2 separate regions of the Homo sapiens genome follow, and region 1 is linked to region 2. A link is a loop called in an ENCODE intact Hi-C map of the cell type or tissue named here. Cell type or tissue: PC-9. All regions are shown on one strand. Each heading gives the region's core, and the rest is flanking DNA. Links, peaks and the distances in the headings are about the cores only.

Region 1 (9,954 bases), core at 5,029-7,528, 300 kb after region 2:
ATTAGCCAGGCGTGGTGGCATGTCCCCGTGATCCCATCCACTCGGGAGGCTGAGGCAGGAGAATCGCTTGAACCCAGAAGCCAGAGGTTGCAGTGAGATGAGATTGGGCCAGCCTGGGTGACAAAGCATTCCAGCCTGGGTGACAAAGCAAGACTCCATCTCAAAAAAAAAAAAAAAAAAGAAAAAATAATCATCTTTAATATGTTTCAAGAAAAAATCAAGACTTGAAATTATAAATAAAAAGCAAGCAGATCTTGGCCAAGTGCAGTGGCTCATGCCTGTAATCGCAGCACTTTAGGAGGTCGAGGCGGGTGGGTTGCCTGAGCTCAGGAGTTTGTGACCACCTGGGGCAAGATGATGAAACCCTGTCTCTACCAAAATACAAAAAATTAGCTGGATGTGGTGGTGCACACCTATAGTCTTAGCTACTGAGGGGGCTGAGGTGGGAGGATTGCTTGAGCCAGGGAGGTGGAGGTTGCAGTGAGCTGAGATCATGCCACTGCACTCCAGCCTGACTGACAGAGTGAGACCCCATCACAAAAAAAAAAAAAAAGGAAGCAGATCTGAAAAATAAATAGAAATAACTTGAAATAACGTGAAAATAAAAACTTGGATTTAACATTACATTAGACATAGCTGAAGAGAGAATTAGTGAATTAAGAGATTATTCAGAAGAAATTATTCAGAATTTAGTGCAGATAGACAAAAAGATTAAAAAAATAAAAGGGAGGTTAAGAGACATAGAAAATATAGTGAGAAGTCCTAAACATGTTTATTTGGAATTCTAGAAGGAAAGAGGAGAGAAAATGGGAGCAGAAGTAATAGTACCAGTTAACATGACTGAGAACTTGTGAACTGATGAAAAACACCAATCTTTCAGACTCAAAAAAAACCCTAATAAATCAAAACCAGGGTAAATATGAAAAATGCACATGTAGATAGAACACAGGGAAAATGTAGAATAATGAAAACAAGGAGAAGATCTGAAACCAGCTAGAGAAAAAGGTCCTATTACCTGCAAGGGAGCAAATATTAGACTGACAGCAACTTTTTCAGCATCAACAAAGAAAGCATGAAGACAATGATACTATATTTTCAGTGTGCTGAGGAAGAATAACTCTCACATATATTCCTACACCTAATGAAATTGTAATTTAAGAATGAAGATATACTGTAGATATTTTCAGATAAAATCTAGGAGAATTTTCTATAATAGGCTATCACCAAAGGAAATTCTAAGAGAGAAGCTTTAGACAGAAGGTCAATACTTGTAAATATGTGGCAAATTTGCAATCATTCATTGATAAAATAATAACAATAGTATTTTTCTTAACCAAAAACAATAAGATAAAATTAAAATTGCACATAAATTAGGAGATGAGTATTTGGGATTAAAAAAATAAAGTTGAAATGAATAGGAAATACACTAACCCAAAGAAAGCAGTTTAGCTAAATTAATATCACACAAAATAGACTTCCAGGAAAGAAAGCATTATTGAGATAAAAAGTATAACTGCGTAGTGATAAAATGTTCAACTTACTGGGAAGACATGTTTTCCAAACATATTTTTGTACCTTTATTAATACAGCATGGAAATATATGTAAATAAAAATCATCAGAAATAAAGAGGAATGGATGAATCCATAATTAAAGTCGGGGACTTAGAAATCCTCCTCTGAATATAGATGTGGTAATCACCAGTTAGTAGGATTAATCTAATATACAGAACACTGCATCCAAATGATACAAATTGTTCTCAAATAGAGACAAGAACATTTATAAAATATTATCACAGGCTGAGTGATATGGGACATCTTATCACATATCAACATAATGAATAACCTAAGAATATCTGCCTTATTTATTTGCCATTGTTACTTGACAAATTATAATTGTATATATGGAAGCTCTGTCTTTTGATTATATTGTAGGCATTTGTTATGGATAATTTTATATGCTTTTCTTATTGATTCATATGATATATATGACTTTTGGAGTATTGTAAGGAGACCTAAATTTAGGTGGCTAAACAGAATCCAGAAACCTCACAAGCATTAAAATGTAAATATTTTAGTTTTTCCAACTTAAATTGACTAGAACCAATAGCACCGTATTAGCAATGAGCATAAGTGCCCAGATTTTGGTCTGCAAGTCAAGTCTTCACTCAAAGCAACCAGGGCCATTTAGAAAAATGGCTGAACCCTGGTCTAGTGCTGTGGACTTACAGTGTGAGCCCAGGACATTTTCTTGTGCAGAAATCATCAAAGCTTTAAAAAACGAATGGGTCATGTAAAGGGATATATAATCCAGCCAGAGGAAATCTCTACTTGATAAGGTTATAACAATTTGAGCATCAAAAATAGTAACAAATAAAATGGACTGGAATACAATGAATCAATGAAAAGGCATGATTGTCTAAAGATACTCAGAGATGGGATAACCAGAAAAACTCATATGTCACCATTTGAAGCAGCTACTAAGCAAACTACTTACTTCAAAGACCAATAAGTAATTTGAAAGAATTAAGCATTTATCCTGCCTCTCCAGTAAGAGCTGTATTTCTAGTAATCAAATAGCTCTTGTTGATGAGGGAAAGCTATATTTTACTGAATTGTATTCTGCAACGCCTAAAGAATTTATTGATTCAGGCAAGGACCATAATTTGTGTTAAAACCATTAAGGATGTGATTGACATGGAACCAGATATTTGTTACTTGGCAAAAGTAACAACATACAGACCAATTTGAATATGAAAGTGAAAAATCAACACTGTCCAATAAAAAGACCAGACAGTCGTCACTTTAATTCACTTGTGAATCTGAATAGCAAGGGACATCCAGATATTAAATGACTTCTGATGTGATGCAGTATAAAGAACACAGCTTCAGCTCTGATACATTTTTGCCAAGATTATTAGTGTACATCAATAAAGCCATAAGAACTAACTTCCTACGTACAAAATAAATTGGTGAGGAAGCAAAAGGAAACTAGAAAATCAGAAGGTGGATCAGTGTAAAAACAACTGGCTCAATGTTTTCAACAAATCAGTGTGACAAAATGGGGACTGTGCTAGACTGAAAGAGATCAAAGGGATATAAATAAATCACATTCAGTCATTTAAGCATACCAGCTTCACGGAACATTTCTAGCACAATTGGGGAAATTTGAATATAGCCTGGGCGTTAAATATGAACAAAATGCGTTAAAATTGAAAAATGAAGATTATAAATGAAACAAAGCAGATTATGAAACAATGTGTAGTGAGATTTCATTTTAATAAAATCTATGCATAGAAAAAGATCCAGTAATATACAATAAGATGTTAACTGTGGCAATCTCTAGGTAATAGTGATATAGTGTTTTTATTGTTTCATTTTTTGCTTATCTGTATTTTAACATACAATAAAATATACCCCTTTTGTAATAATATTAGTTTAAAAATAAGCTAAGCATTAAATTTTAGATGCTAGAAAAACAGCAAGAGGATATCTAGAGAAACCAAGAGAAATGACATAATAAGTTCAGGCATTTCATTGAGTTTAACCCAATGGACTATAATAACAACGAATACCCTGGAATATAAATAACAGAACTGGAATCTTAATTCTTGCTAAAGATAAATAGATTTTTGATAATCTTATCAAGAAAAAAATGGAAATAATTAAAAACAGTTAAAAAGCTGGAAATAACTATAGACACCACAGAGATTAAGAATAATAAAACTCTATTATGAGGAAATATACATGATACATTTGAAAAATACTTAAAGGAAATACAGCCCATCAAGACTAGCACTGGAAGAAGTGCAAACCTGAGAAGATCAACCAAGCATAAAGACACTGAAATGGTACTGACAGGCCTCCCCCTCCCACTAAGTCTCAGACTCATAAAGTATTAACATTGAGTTCTACTTTGCTTTGCTTAAAATAGTTCAAGTTCTTTTGTCTTGGAATAATTATTATTAATACCCCCTTTATTCTCAAATGTGTCCTAGTTACATAAATTATAGAAGAATTGTATAATACCCTTAGATCTAGCAAACTTTGAAGGAACAGTTAATTCTTGTATTACACAAATTGTTCCAGAAAATAGAGGAAATGTAAAAGCTGCCTAAATGATCTTAGGAGGTCAGTGTTATCTTGACTTCAAAGGCAGGTAAAAACAATAGGAAAGAGAAACAATAGGCTGTAGCTCCTCTGCATATATATGCCAAAATCCCAAATAGAATAGTGAATAATGGAACCTAATACTGTGTTAAAAATATACTTCCTGTATATCAATTAGGATCTATCTGGAAGCCATGAGGATGAATAACAACAGAAACTCTAGCAATGTAAATCTCTAGCCTAATAGAAAAAAGAAGAATTATATGATTCTTAAATGATACATAGAAAATATTTTATAAATTTCAAAAATTAAGTATAATAGAATATTTAGCTAATTAGGAAGAGACGAGCACTATCAAACATGCTAAAGATTACATGCCAAAATTTTGTGGCAAATGTTAGATTTATTCAAGGATCTTTAGGTACAGTCCCTTTAAAATTGGAAAAAAGGCCGGGCGCAGTGGCTCACGCCTGTAATCCCAGCACTTTGGGAGGCCGAAGCGGGCGGATCACGAGGTCAGGAGATCGAGACCATCCTGGCTAACACGGTGAAACCCCGTCTCTACTAAAAATACAAAAATTAGCCGGGCATGGTGGCGGGTGACTGTAGTCCCAGCTACTCGGGAGGCTGAGGCAGGAGAATCGCTTGAACCCAGGAGGCAGAGGTTGCGGTGAGCCGAGATCGTGCCACTGCACTCCAGCCTGGGCAACTGATAGAGCGAGACTCCATCTCAAAAAAAAAAAAAAAAAAAAAAATTGGAAAAAAAACCAAGGACTCTCATTAATAATGCAAATATTTATTACAACAGTGGAGGGAGAGCCTGCCCTTGTTTTTAGGAAAAAATAAGAAATAAATTCAAGGACTAAAAAGTAGGAGCTAGTTCCACAGATTGTGGAAATCGATAAACAAATTCAAAGATTGATAGAAATAAATGGGCAAAGAATAGCCAATATAATTGTGAAGAACAAAGTTAGAGAATTTACATTCCTGGATATTAAGACTTATTATAAAGCCATAGTAATTAGTAAAATGTACTACTGATGCAAAGATAAAGAAACTAAGGAACAAAATAGAGTCTAGAAAGAGATCTAATCATGTATGATTCCATGAGAAAAGTAGAACAGTAGAGTAATGGCAGAAGGATGGTATTTTCAATAAATGGTTATCAGTTGATCTTTCCTTCACACCTAAAATCAGTTCCATGTAGATAATAATAATAATAAAACAATAAAGTTTTTAGAACAAACATAAGAAAGTATGTTTAAGACCTTGGGGTAAGTAAAGATTTCTTAAGACACAGAATGTACCAACTGTAAAGAAAGAGATTGATAAATTAGACTTCATTAAAATTAGGAACATCTGTTGAACAAAAGATGTCATTAAGAGGCAGAAAAGTTAAGCCACAAAATTGTGACAGCTATTTTCAAAACCTATAACCAACAAAGATCTTGTGTCTTGAATACATGAAGAATTTTTACAATTCATTAAGAAAAACTCAGACACGCACTCCAAGAACAAAAAAGCCAAAGTGTTGAACAGAGCATCCGAATGACCCATAAATATATGAAAAAGCTCTTAATTCCACTGGTCATTAAGGAAATACAAATTAAAACTGTAATGAGCTATCATTACACACAGAGATTAGCTAAACTTAATGAAGATTAACAATATCAAGTATCAGTGGGGGTGTATTAAAATGGTACACCACTTTGGGAAGCTATTTGACAGCAGATTAAAAAGCTGATCACATGCATATCTATGACCTCTCAATTTCCCCAATAGAAAGGCCTACATATGTGCATAAAAAGTTACGAACAAGAGTGTTCATAGTAGCATTATTTATAATGACCCCAAACTAGAAAGAACCCAATGCTTATGATCAGTAGTATGGATAAATTAGTTATGGTAATGGAACACTATGCCATAATAAAAATGAGTGAACAATTGCTATCTCCACACAACATGGACAGATCTCAAAACAATGATGAGTCAAACTTTCTGGAGACTGTAACTTTAATAGTAGAGTTACAGTCTATTCAGTCACTGATGCTTTTCTCACAGGTAAAGCACGTATCCAGGTGTGTTGCTCCTTCCTGTGATAGTGATGTGAGTTACCAGCAACACTTGGTAGTGTCCTTCTCAGCACTATGATAATCTAGCCTGCCATTGGGTAAGTTCAGTGTAGATTGTCTCCTAGTCTGTATTAGCAACATACCGTTTCAGGGGGATTCTTCCATCTTTTGGCCACACGATGGCGTAATAAGCCTAGGGAAATGAGAAAACTCTGTGATTTCCTTCGTATAAAGTAACAGGCTAGGCTTCACTGCTAAACACATAGCGCTTCCAAACATTAACTCAAAAGGAGAAATATCATGCTTGCTACAGGGAGTTAACCTTAAGTTTCATAGAACAAATACTAAGGCTCTGAGTCACTGTAAGCCAGTGGCTTCATTTAATTTAGCCAAATGGTTTTTTTTTCTTTTTTCTTTTCTCGTTTCTTTCTTTCTTTTTTTTTTTTTTTTTGAGACGGAGTCTCCCTCTGCTGGCCAGGCTGGAGTGCAGTGGCGCGATCTTGGCTCACTGCAACAACCTCTGCCTCCTGGGTTCAAGCGATCCTCCTGCCTCAGCCTCCCAAGTAGCTGGGATTACAGGCGCTCTCCACCATGCCCAGCTAATTTTTGTATTTTTTGTAGAGACGGGGTTTCGCCATGTTGGCCAGGCTGGTCTCAAACTCTTGGGCTCAAGTGATCTGTCCACCTCGGCCTCCCAAAGTGCTGGGATTACAGGTGTGAGCCACTGCACCTGGCATAGTTTAGCCAAATAATTCCTTAGAGTAAGTTTCATTTGTTCCATTTGTCCAGAAAACTGGGGATGATAGGAAGTATAAATTATTGGTATTTGTAGGGTTTTACTGAGCCCCTGATTTGCCACAGGGAGAATGATTTTCCATGTCAGATTCTCTATGTTCAGGAATTCCGAAGACTGGGATGTCATAATTTAGTAAGGCCTTGATCACTATTTGAGCACTTCCTTGAGCCAAAGCAAATACTTCTGTCCATCCAGGCATCATACTAAAGAGTATTTCTTAGCTTGTGATGACCGAAGCTCTATAATATTCATTTGCCACCGGGTCCTGGGAACTTTGGCCTGAGTGGGCTTCCTTGGCTTACTGTAGGTATTCCCTGTAAAGAAATTTTCTGACAGACAGCACATGCTCGTATTATTTACCGAATTATTTGACCTTATTACAGGAGTGGTAAGATTCCAAGATTTTCAGTATATTCCTTTTGTTTAAGTGATATTGCTGGTTGGATGGCATGAAAAACCAGTACAGGAATATCTCATTGGGTAATTCTCATATTTTCTGTGGTGCTCTTTTTAGCTTTCCTTGATGTCTAATTTTCTAACTTGGGGGGAGTCTCATATTACTGAAACCATGAATAGGACTCCCCATAGATGTGATGGGACTTCAATTTCCTCAGTCCAAATCTTAGTAGCTATTTTCATGCAAATTTATTTAGATAATTCATCTTATCTATGAGTTCTACAATGAACATAAATCTGTTGGGGAAATTGCAATGACTCTAACAAATCAACAGTCCATTTATGTGTGATATTTTGTTCTCATTAATGTTAGAAAGACTCTGTTCTTCCAAATTTGGTCTGTAGCATGACATGCCCCAAACACATATTTACTATCAGTATAGATATTGACTATATCTATGTAAAGATATGGCTAATTTAAAAGTTCATGTAATAGCTGAGTACTACTGCTTGCCTGCTTTTATGTTTGTTAGAACATCAACCTCTAACGCCTCATGAAGACAGATTGCCATCAGTGAGGTGGTGACCTGGAAGTACACCATCGACATTCACAAGTGCATCCATGGAGTGAACTTTAAAAAGTGTGTCCCTCATGGATGAAGCTGGAAACCATCAAACTGAGCAAACTATCGCAAGGACAGAAAACCAAACACCGCATGTTCTCACTCCTAGGTGGGAATTGAACAATGAGAACACTTGGACACAGGGTGGGGAACATCACACACTGGGGCCTGTCGTGGGGTGGGGGGAGGGGGGAGGGATAGCATTAGGAGATATACCTAATGTAAATGACGAGTTAATGGGTGCAGCACACCAACATGACACATGTATACATATGTAACAAACCTGCACGTTGTACACATGTACCCTAGAACTTAAAGTATAATTAAAAAAATTTTTTTTAAAGTGTGCCCCTCAGGCACTCAATGAGATCCAGAAATTTTCCATGAAGAGATGGGGTCTCCAAATGTGAGGATTGATATCAGGTTCAACAAAGCTGTTTGGGCTTAAGGAATAAAGAATGTCCTATACCATATCCATGTACAGTTGTCCAGAAAATGTAATGAGGATGAAGATTCACCAAACAAGCTCTATACTTTGGTTACCTGCGTACCTGTTACCACTTTCAAAAATCTACAGAAAGTCAATGTGGATAAGAACTGTTGATCATCAAATACACCAAATAAAGTTATAAAACAACCTTCTGAAAAAAAATTCAAGGTCAAGTAGCAAATGCTGATGTAGATGCTGCAGCGAGTTATCCAGGAGATCTAGCTAAGATTATTGATGAGGGTGTCTACACTAAGCAACAGATTTTCAATGTAAACAAAATAGCCTTCTATTGTAAGAAGGTGCCATCTAGCACTTTCATAGCTAGAGAAGAGAAGTCAATGCCTGGCTTAAAAGCTTTGAGAGACAGGCTGACTCTCTTGCTAGGGGCTTATGCAGCTGGTGACTTAAAGTTGAGACTAATGTTCTTTTACCATTTCAAAGATCCTAGGGTCCTTAAGAATTATGCTAAAGCTATAGCTTGTGTTCCAAAAATGGAACAACAAAGTCTGGATGACAGCACATTTGTTTACAGCATGGTTTAGTGAATATTTTAAGCCCACTGTTGAGACCTACTGCCGAGAAAAAAATTTCTCTCAAAATATCACTGATCATTGGCAATGTACCTAGTACCCAAGACCTCTGATGAAGATGTAAAAGGAGATTAACGTTGGTTTTATGCTGGCTAACACAATAATCACTTACAGCCCATGGATCAAGGAATAATTTTGACTTTCGGGTCTTATTATTTAAGAAATGCATTTCATAAGGCTATGGCTGCCATAGATACTGATTTCTCAAGACCAATTAGCCAAGACTCATTATACTCAAGCTATCAAAAATCAGGGAGAAAAAAATTCTGAAAAAAGCAAGAGAAAAGAAGCATATCGCATACAAGAAAGACTCAATACAGCTGTCAGTCAATTTCTCCACTGAAGCCTCACAGGTCAGGAGAGTGAGATGATATATTCAAAATGCTGAAGGAAAAAAGCTTCCAAACAAAAGTATTTTACTGAGCAAGTCCTTGCTTCTGAAATGAAGAAAAGATAAAGACTTTCACAGACAAACAAAATCTGAGAGAGTTCATTTCTACCAGGCCAGTCTATCAAGGAATGCTAAAGAAAATATTTCAAGCTGAAAGGAAAGGATGTTAATAACTAAAATGAAAACAGGTGCAAGTATGAAACTCACTGGTAAAAGTAAGTACACAGTTAAATTCAGAATACTCTAATACTGTAAAGATGATAAGTCACTAATATATTGAGTATAAAACAAAATACAAAACTATTAATAATAAGTTACAATAATCTGATAAGGGATACACACAATATAAACAGTAAATTGTGACATCAGAAACATAAATTATCAGGAGAGATACAATAAAAATGTAGAATCATATTTTGCAACCAAAGTTAAGTGGTTATCAGCTTTAAACAGCCGGTTATAACAACATATGTTTTGTGTAACCCTTA
Region 2 (9,954 bases), core at 4,818-7,317:
TCCTTTCAACCTGTTTTTTGTTGTTTCCTTCTTTATCACTATTCACATCTGTAATTGTCCTCTGGGCAAGGAACTGAACCTCTCTGAACACACTGCACTTAGAATAGCTTATTATCCTCATGACAGTTTTTGTTTGTTTGTTTGTTTTATAATTAGAGACAGGGTCTCATTATGTTACCCACTCCTGGGCTCAGGCTCAGGTGGTCCTGTCCCCTCAGCCTCCAAAGTAGCTGGGACTACAGATGCACCCTGGCACCCCGGCTTAGTTTCTTTTCTTTTCTTTCTTTGTTTTTTGTTTTTTGTTTTTTTTCTTTTTGAGACAAAGTTTCGCTCCTGTTGCCCAGGCTGGAGTGCAATGGCGCCATCTTGGCTCACCGAAACCTCCGCCTCCCGGGTTCAAGCGATTCTCCTGCCTCAGCCTCCAGAGGAGCTGGGATTACAGGCATGTGCCACCATGTCCGGCTAATATTTTTGTATTTTTTTTAGTAGAGACGCGGCTTCTCCATGTTGGTCAGGCTGGTCTCAAACTCCCGACCTTAGGTGATCCGCCTGCCTTGGCCTCCCAAAGTGCTGGGATTACAGGCGTGAGCCACTGCACCTGGCCATTTTATTTCTTAATGGCCTCAAATTTTTGACATTCTTCCTGTCAAAAGGGGGGTGTATGTCTCCTCCCTTTTGAACCTGAGAGGGCTTCTGTGACTGCTTGAACCAGTAGATTACAGCGAAATGGTGCTGTAATCCCAGCACTTTGGGAGGCTGAGCCAGGTGGATCAATTGAGCCCAGGAGTTTGAGACCAGCCTGGGCAACATGGTGAAACAAAAAATACAAAAATTAGCTGGGCATGGTGGCGTGCACCTGTAGTCCCAGCTACTTGGGAGGCTGAGGTGGGAGGATCACTTGAGCACTCTGAGAAGCCCTACTTGGAAGGACTGCTTGATCCCAGGAATTTGAGACTAGCCTGGACAACAAAGTGTGACCCCATCTCTACAAAAATGAAAAGAAAAAAAATTAGCCAGGCGTGATGGCACACACCTGTGGTCCCAGCTACATGGGAGGCTGAGGCGAGAGGATCACTTCAGTCCAAGAGTTCAAGGCTGAAGTGAGTCATGATTGCCCCACAGTACTCCAGCCTACAGAGTGAGGACCCTGTCTCAAAAAAAAAAAAAAAAAAAAAAAAAGAAGGAGATGGGATGGTCGGGGAAGACCCTCTGAGCCAACCTTTGGGCTGAAAGCTGAAGGACATGAAGATACGCAGGGTGTAGAATTTGAGGCACAGGCAAAGTCTCCCCAGTTATGAAAGAGCAACTGAAAGGAAACCAAAGTGACTGGAGGGGAGTGGCAAGGGGAGAGTTAGGGGAAGTGGGTGGATGTAGGCAGGAACCAGGCCTTACTGTGCCTTGTAGGCTATGGTAACAAATTAGGATTTTATTCCAAAAGTAACGAATGCCACAGGGAGCATTTAAGCAAGCAAGTGACGTGATCCTTGTATTTTTTAGAAGGATCTCTCTGGCTGTCATGTGGAGAATGAGGGGGAAATGGAAGCAGGGTGACTGAGGAGGCTATTGCAGTATCCCAGTGAGATGATGGGCACCAGGGTAATGGCCAAGGGGAAGGGCAGAAATGCGTAAATTTGGGATATATTTAAGAGTTAAGGCCGGGCATGGTGGCTCATGCCTCTAATCCCAACACTTTGTGAGGCTGAGGCAGGTAGATCACCTGAGGTCAAGGAGTTCGAGACCAGCCTGGACAACATGGTGAAACCCCATCTCCACTAAAAATACAAAAATTAGCCGAGCGTGGTGGCACATGCCTGTAATCCCAGCTACTCAGGAGGCTGAAGCAGTAGAATTGCCTGAACCTGGGAGGCAGAGGTTGCAGTGGGCCGAGATCCTGCCACTGCACTACAGCCTGGGCGACAGAGCAAGACACCATCTCAAAAAAAAAAAAGGCGGTAAGACCAGGCGCACTGGCTGACGTCTGTAATCCCAGCATTTTGGGAGGCCGAGGCAGGTGGGTCAATTGAGCCCAGGAGTTTGAGACCAGCCTGGGTAGCATGATGAAACAAAAAATACAAAAATTAGCCAGGTGTGGTGGTGCACACCTGTAGTCTCAGCTACTTGGGAGGCTGAGGTGGGAGGATCGCTTGAGCCCAGGAGACAGATGTTGCAGTGAATCAAGACTGCACCACTGCACTCCAGCCTGCGCCACAGAGTGAGACTTTGTCTTTGAGGGGGTGGAAAAAAAAGCATTAGAGTTGGCAGGACTTGGAGATGCAGTGAGTGTGAATGTGTATTTGTCTTGGGATGGTTTTTTCTTTTTTTTTTTTTTTTGAGATGGAGTCTCGCTCTGTCACCCAGGCTGGAGTGCAGTGGTGCAATCTCAGCTTACTGCAGCCTCTGCCTCCCAGGTTCAAGCAATTCTCCTGCCTCAGCCTCTCAAGTAGCTGGGACTACAGTTGCATGCCACCACGCCTGGCTAATTTTTGTATTTTTAGTAGAAATGGGGTTTCACAATGTCAGCCAGGATGATCTCAATCTCCTGACCTCGTGATCCACCCACCTCGGTCTCCTAAAGTGCTGGGATTACAGGTGTGAGCCACCACGCCCGGCGGGATGGTTTTCAAGGAGCATCCTGTGTTTCTAGTTTGCCCAGATTATTATTATTATTTTTTGAGACGGAGCCTTGCTCTGTTGCTCAGGCTGGAGTGCAGTGGCCAGATCTTGGCTCACTGCAACTTCCGCCTCCTGGGTTCAAGCAATTCTCCTGTCTCAGCCTCCTGAGTAGCTGGGATTACAGGCGTGCACCACCATGCCCGGCTAATTTTTGTGTTTTTAGTAGAGACAAGGTGTCACCATGTTGGTCAGGCTGGTCTCAAACTCCTGACCTCGTGATCCGCCCACCTCAGCCTCTCAAAGTGCTGAGATGACAGGTGTGAGCCCACCGTGCCCAGCTGCCCAGATTCTAAAACCAGCCTAGAAGACTATTTTAAGGGTAAAATACAGTCTTGTTCATCTTCAAAATGAGAAGGAAATATATTCTCATGCCTCACTCCCAGAATCACTTCCAAGGCTATGACCTTAGCCCAAGAGGCCAGGTCTGAGGGATCCTGGGCAAGTCACTGAACTTCTCCGGGCTTTCCTTTTCCTATCTCTACAATGAGTGCGCTGGGTTAAGCTGTATGTAAGGGACCTTCCAGTTCTGATTATTCTGTTTAATCAAAATAGACTCCAGTCCAACCTAGTAATGTTTAAATTGTGCATCACCTAGGATGCAGCCATCCTACTCCTTTTAACGCATATTCACTGAGGGCATTCAGAGCAGCACTGCTGATAACAGCAAAACCTATGAAACAATCCAAAGGTCCATCACAGGAGACTGGGGCAATAAATCATATAATAGAATACTACAAAGTGGGCTGGGTGCGGTGGCTCACGCCTGTAATCTCTGCACATTGGGAGGCCAAGGTGGCGGATCACCTGAGGTCGGGAGTTCGAGACCAGCCTGACCAAAATGGAGAAACCCCGTCTCTACTAAAAATACAAAATTAGCTGGGCATGGTGGCGCATGCCTGTAATCCCAGCTACTCGGGAGGCTGAGGCAGGAGAATCGCTTGAACCCAGGAGGCAGAGGTTGCGGTAAGCTGAGATCGTGCCATTGCACTCCAGGTTGGGCAACATGAGCAAAACTCCATCTCAAAAAAAAAAAAAAGAATACTACAAAGTGGTGGAAATGAATGAATGAAGGCAAGAAATCAACATGGATGACTCTCATGTAATTCATGTTGCATGAGAAAATCAGGTTGCAGAAAATTGCATATAATATGATTTTATTTATATAAAAGGCAAAACCAGGTAATATCAAGTAATGGATTGTTTAAGGATGCATACTTGTACATATGTGAAAAAAAATAAAAGAACAAGCAATTGATTAACACAAAGTTCTGGATAAGAGGTAAAATCTTATGGGGATTTTATCCTGAAGGGCAAACACAGGCTTCAAATGAACTAATATTCTATTTCAAGCAGAGAGGCTGGTACTTGTGTGTTTTATAGTTTTATATATATACATATATGTGTATATATACATATGTGTGTATATACATATATGTGTGTATATATACATATATACACATGTATACATGTGTATATACATATATACACATGTATACATATGTATATACATATATACATATATACACATGTATACATATGTATATACATATATACATATATACATACACATACATATATACATATATATACACACACATATATATACACACATATACACACACACACACACACACACATTTTTTTTTTTTTTTGAGACAGAGTCTTTGTTGCCCAAGCTGGAGTGCAGTGGCGCAATCTCGGCCTCCCAAAGTGCTGGGATTAAAGGCGTGAGCCACCGCACCTGGCCGGTTTTATTATTATCTTTAAACTGCAGACGTGTGATATCTGCTCTATTGTAGGTGTGATACATTTCACAATTGAAAAAAAGAAATTTCCAAGATTAGGCCAGGCGTGATGGCTCACACCTGTAATCCCAGCACTCTGGGAGGCCGAGGTAGGCAGATCACCTGAGGTCAGGAGTTCAAGACCAGCCTGGTCCACATGGTGAAACCCCATCTCTACTAAAAATACAAAAAATGAGCCAGGCTTGGTGGCGAGCCCAGATTGCGCCACTGCACTCTAGCCTGGGCGAAAGAGTGAAACTCTGCCTCAAAAACAAAAAACAAAAAACAAAAACAAAAACAAAAAACAAAATTAGCTTGAGCGCCGTGGCTCACGCCTGTAATCCCAGCACTTTGAGAGGCTGAGGCAGGCTTATCACCTGAGGTCGGAAGTTCGAGACCAGCCTGATCAACATGGAGAAACCCGTCTCTACCAAAAATACAAAATTAGCCAGGCGTGGTGGCTGGCGCCTGTAATCCTAGCTACTCGGGAGGCTGAGGCAGGAGAATCGCTTGAACCCAGGAGATGAGTTTGCAATGAGCCAAGATCGCGCCACTGCACTCCAGCCTGGGCTACAAAAAAAAAAAAAAAAAAAAAAAAGCCGGGAGCGGTGGCTCACGCCTGTAATCCCAGCATTTTGGGAGGCCGAGGCAAGCGGATCACGAGGTCAGGAGATCGAGACCACGGTGAAACCCCGTCTCTACTAAAAATACAAAAAAATTAGCCGGGTGCGGTGGCGGGCGCCTGTAGTCCCAGCTATTGGGGAGGCTGAGTCAGGAGAATGGCGTGAACCCGGGAGGCGGAGCTTGCAGTGAGCCGAGATCGAGCCACTGCACTCCAGCCTGGGCGACAGAGCCAGACTCCGTCTCAAAGAAAAAAAAAAAGAAAAGAAAAGAAAGAAGAAAGAAAAGAAAAAGAAAAAGAAAAGAAATTTCCAAGATTAGCCCAAGATCTCCTCCTTTAAAAGGGAAGGAATGCCGGGCACGCTGGCTCACGCCTGTAATCCCAGCACTTTGGGAGGCTGAGGCGGGCGCATCACGAGGTCAGGAGATCGAGACCATTCTGGCTAACACGGTGAAACCCCCTCTCTACTAAAAATACAAAAAATTAGCTGGGCGTGGTGGCGGGCGCCTGTAGTCCCAGCTACTCCGGAGGCCGAGGCAGGAGAATGGCGTGAACCCTGGAGGCGAAGGTTGCAGTGAGCCGAGATCGTGCCACTGCACTCCAGCCTGGGCGACAGAGCGAGACTCCATCTCAGAAAAAAAAAAAAAAAAAGGGAGGGAATGAGGCTCATAGGGGGTTGTCACAAGCAAGGAAGAGGAAAGAGGATGAGAGAATGGGGGAAACGGTAGCCAAAGGGGGCCTGAGAGAAGGGGCTGAGGGTTTACATGTGCGCAGAACTCTTCACTCTCCTAACACGCTTGCAGCTCTGACTGCAGTTCCCAAGGCGTCCACTAGAGGCCACCAAGGCATCAGCCTCCGCCTCTCGCCGCAACCAGGCCGCCTTTCTCGCCCACGGTGGCATAGCCCGGGCTCTGCCCGGGAGGGGGCGCTGGTGGCCAAAGGAAGACGGGGGCGGGCACAGCGCCTGCGTTTGCAGCTGCATGAGACCAGGTGCTCTGGAAAGCGCTGGCCCGCTTCCCAGCTCTTCTCTGCCGCCCAGAGATTTTAGGGTCTCAAACCCAAAAACCGGGCCGGACAGGGTGGCTCACGCCTGTAATCCCAGTGCTTTGGGAGGCAGAGGCGGGAGGATTGCTTGAGCCCAGGATTTTGAGGCCAGCCTGGGCAACCATGCAAGACCCCGTCTCTATTAAAACAACAACAGGCCGGGCCCGGTGGTTCACGCCTGTAATCTCAGCACTTTGGGAGGCCGAGGCGGATGGATCACCTGAGGTCAGGCGTTGGAGACCATCCTGGCCAACATGATGAAATCCCGTCTCTACTAAAAATACAAAAAATTAGCTGGACGTGGTGGTGCACGCCATAGTCCCAGCTACTCGGGAGGCTGAGGCAGAAGAATCGCTTGAACCCAGAAGGCAGAGGTTGCAATGAGTCGAGATTGCGCCACTGCACTCTAGCCTGGTGACAGAACGAGACTTTGTCTCACAATTAAAAAAAAAAAAAAAATTAGCTGGGCGTGGTGGCAGGCACCTGTAACCCCAGCTACTTGGGAGGCTGAGGCAGGAAAATCGCTTGAACCCAGGAGGCGGGGGTTGCAGTGAGTTGAGATGGTACCATTGCACTCCAGCCTGGGTGACAAGGAGGAAACTGTCTCAAAAAATATATAAATAAATAAAAATAAATTAATAAAATAACAAAACAAACCCAAGCAACGAACAGCACCCACAGACACGATTCTTTGTCTTCTGCAGCTATGCCTTCAAGCTTGGGCCCTGCTCGGTCTCGTCTATATATAAAGAAGAGGATCTAGGTTTGTGCAGCCTCTAAGGAAAAGAATACAACATTTTGCAAATCTTGCAAAACACACAGAAATCATGCTAACACATGGCTGATACTCTTTCCATGTGAGGAGGCTTGAAGTTTAAGCTTAAGTAATTTCCAGGTAAATGCACCTCTGATTACACATCTGCATATTTATCTACTGCGTGTCTCCCACTAAGAATGTAAGTTCCAAGACTGCAAGAATTTGTATCTGAATTGTTAACTCCTGGGGCCCGGTTCCTAGTATATTGTAGAAGCTTTATAAACTATTTGTTGAAAGAACCAGTTGGGGCTAGTTTCACAGGTAGAAGTACAATGGCCTAGCCTGAGGCTTGAGGAGTGCAAAGGTTTGGGATGATATCACTGAAACCTCAAAACGGTGAGTATAACACCCATTTAAAAGCTGGGAATGAGGCTGGGCGACATGGTGGCTCACACCTGTAATCCCAGCACTTTGGGAGGCCAAGGCGGGCAGACCACGAGGTCAGAAGGTCAAGACCAACCTGGCCAACACGGTGAAACCCCGTCTCTACTAAAAACACAAAAATTAGCTGGGCGTGGTGGCACGTGCCTATAACCCCAGCTACTTGGGAGGGTGAGGCAGGAGAATCACTTGAACCTGGGAGACACAGGTTGCAGTGAGCTGAGCTCCTGCCACTGCACTCCAGGCTAGCAAGAGAGGGAGACTCTGTCTCAAAAAAAAAAAAAAAAAAAAAATGCTGGGGATGGCAGGGTGCAGTGGCTCACACCTGTAATCCCAACAATTTGGGAGGCCAAGGCAGGTGGATCACCTGAGGTCAGTAGTTCGAGACCAACCTGGCCAACATGTAGAAACCCTGTCTCTACTAAAAATACAAAAATTGCTGGGCGTCGTGGTGCACACCGGTAGACTCAGCTACTGGAGGGGCTGAGGCAGGAGAATTGCTTGAACCCAGGAGGCAGAGGTTGGCAACAGAGTGAGACTCCGTCTCAAAAAAAAAAAAAAAAATGCTGGGGATCCTAAGAGCCCAGGAGGTGAAGCAGGTGCCCAACCAGAAGTGGCACTGGGCCTAGAACCCGCATTTGCCTTGCCTCTTGCCCTGCCTTTGCTCCCAGCCACTGTCCTCCCTTTAACCCCCCTTGCACAAGGCCTTGATGCAACCCTGTACTGGCCTGGGGCACCCTGCTTGAGGACAGCGTTGGGAACGAGGTTTTGCAAGAGTTGCAGCAGGAAGCAGCACCAGCCAGGGCAGGTCCAGGGAGATAAGGGCACCCTCGCCCCTCCCTGTGCTCCTCCTGGCCTTCTGGTTTCCTCTTCCCTTCCCTTTCCTGGAAAGTGGCGCCTGCCTGGACCCTGGCCCCAGCCTCGCCCAGCTCCTGGCCTGGCCCTGTGACTCACCTCCTTTCTTTCCGGCAGCCATGCTAGGATGTGAGACCTGCCTGCCACCAGGAAGCCCTGCTGTGTGTGACACTGGGCAGCAGGGAGCTCTCTCTGGCTGGCAGTTCCTGGTGCTCAATAAGAGTGACTGGCATGGGTCGGGTGTGGTGGCTCACGCCTGTAATCCCAGCACTTTGGGAGGTTGAGGAGGGCTGATCACCTGAGGTCAGGAGTTCGAGGCCAGCCTGGGCAACATGGTGAAACCCCGTCTCTACTAAATATATAAAAATTAGCCAGATGTGGTGGTGCGCGTCTGTAATCTCAGCTACTCAGGAGGCTGAGGCATGAGAATTGCTTGAACCCGGGAGGCGGAGGTTGCAATGAGCCAAGATCACGCCACTGCACTCCAGCCTGGGCGACAGAGCGAGACTCTGTCTCAAAAAAAAAAAAAAAAAAAAAAAAAGAGCCGGGCACGGTGGCCTCATGCACTTTGGGAGGCTGAGGAGGGTAGATCACCTGAGGTCAGGAGTTCGAGAGCAGCCTGGCAAACATGGTGAAACCCTGTCTCTACTAAAAATACAAAAATTAGCTGGGCGTGTTGGCATATGCCTGTAATCCCAGCTTCTTGGGAAGCTGAGGCAGAAGAATTGCTTGAAACTGGGAAGCGGAGGTTGCGGTTGAGTCGAGATCGCCCCATTGCACTCCAGCCTGGGTGACGAGGAAAACTGTCTTAAAAAAAAAAATAGACATTCCCCAATATGGGTTGCAAAAATTGTGATATGTGTATATTTCTTGCATTTATCTGAGTTATGCTTTTAAAACAAATAAATATAATGACCAGGTATGATTTCAGTTGGAAATAAGATGAAAGGCTTTATAAACTGGACATACTGTGGGAACATGAGGCCCCTCATAAACCTGATTTAGACAAGTCTGATTTCTGGAAAGTCCTCTAAGGTAATGTGCAATGTGGCCTTGGGTGGGTCACCTCACCTCTTTGATGCCTCCGTTTTCTCATCTGAAAAGTGAACACAGGCCGGGCACGGTGGCTTACATCTGTAATCCCAGCTCTTCGGGAAGCTGAGGTGGGCAGATCCCTTCAGGTCAAGAGTTCGAGACTAGCCTGGCCAACATGGTGAAAACCCTTTTCTACAAAAAAAATACAAAAATTAGCTGGGCATGGTGGCACGTGCCTGTAATCCCAGCTACTCGGGAGGCTGAGGCAGGAGGATCACTTGAACCTGGGAGGTGGAGGTTGCAGTGAGCCAAGATGGTGCCACCGCACCCCAGCCTGGGCAATAGAGGGAGACTCTGTCTCAAAAAAACCAAAAAAGTGAATATACCAGTAGGCCCACACCTGGTAGGGCTGTTGAGACAATCCGCTCAAAACACTTTATTGCAATATGCACTAAGTATCTACCATGAGCCTGTGCTATGCTTTTTAGGTGCATTGGTTCAATTAATCCTTGAAGCCCAGGTTCTGAAGCCCGTTTTCCAAAAAAGAAGAGGCTCTGACAGGTGAAGTGATGAGCATCAAGGTTGATTCTGGGCTTGTGTTCTACCTGCCTCCCTACTAAAATGTTAGCCTATTACTCTTGTTGTAGTGGTGGTGGTTGCTCTTATTAAAATGAGCATATGATGATAGCACTGGCCTCGTTAACAAGTTCTGACGATTAAATGAATTGATATTGTAAAGAGTT

The links. A loop is a pair of places that touch in the nucleus more often than their neighbours do. Peaks named below come from ENCODE experiments on the same cell type or tissue, not always from the same donor. Only the 100,000 strongest peaks of a DNase experiment are listed, where the experiment ranks them.
Region 1: it touches region 2 in a loop (19-fold over the local background); 2 of 110 quality-filtered maps call a loop at or near these places.

Annotation. Positions count from the first base shown.
Region 1 is chr20:31,309,948-31,319,901 of GRCh38, reverse strand. It overlaps the pseudogene RPL31P3. Among named protein-coding and RNA genes, the nearest start is that of DEFB116, 6.3 kb to the right of the region's middle. In PC-9, for the core only: CTCF peaks have their summits at 6,221 and 6,420; a DNase peak (open chromatin) is centred at 6,461.
Region 2 is chr20:31,609,024-31,618,977 of GRCh38, reverse strand. No RefSeq gene overlaps it. Among named protein-coding and RNA genes, the nearest start is that of MIR3193, 6.8 kb to the right of the region's middle. RefSeq lists enhancers at 1-238, 1,219-1,268 and a cis regulatory region at 7,857-8,455. In PC-9, for the core only: a CTCF peak has its summit at 5,931 (motif pointing right); DNase peaks (open chromatin) are centred at 5,987 and 7,177; H3K27ac peaks cover 1,266 bases.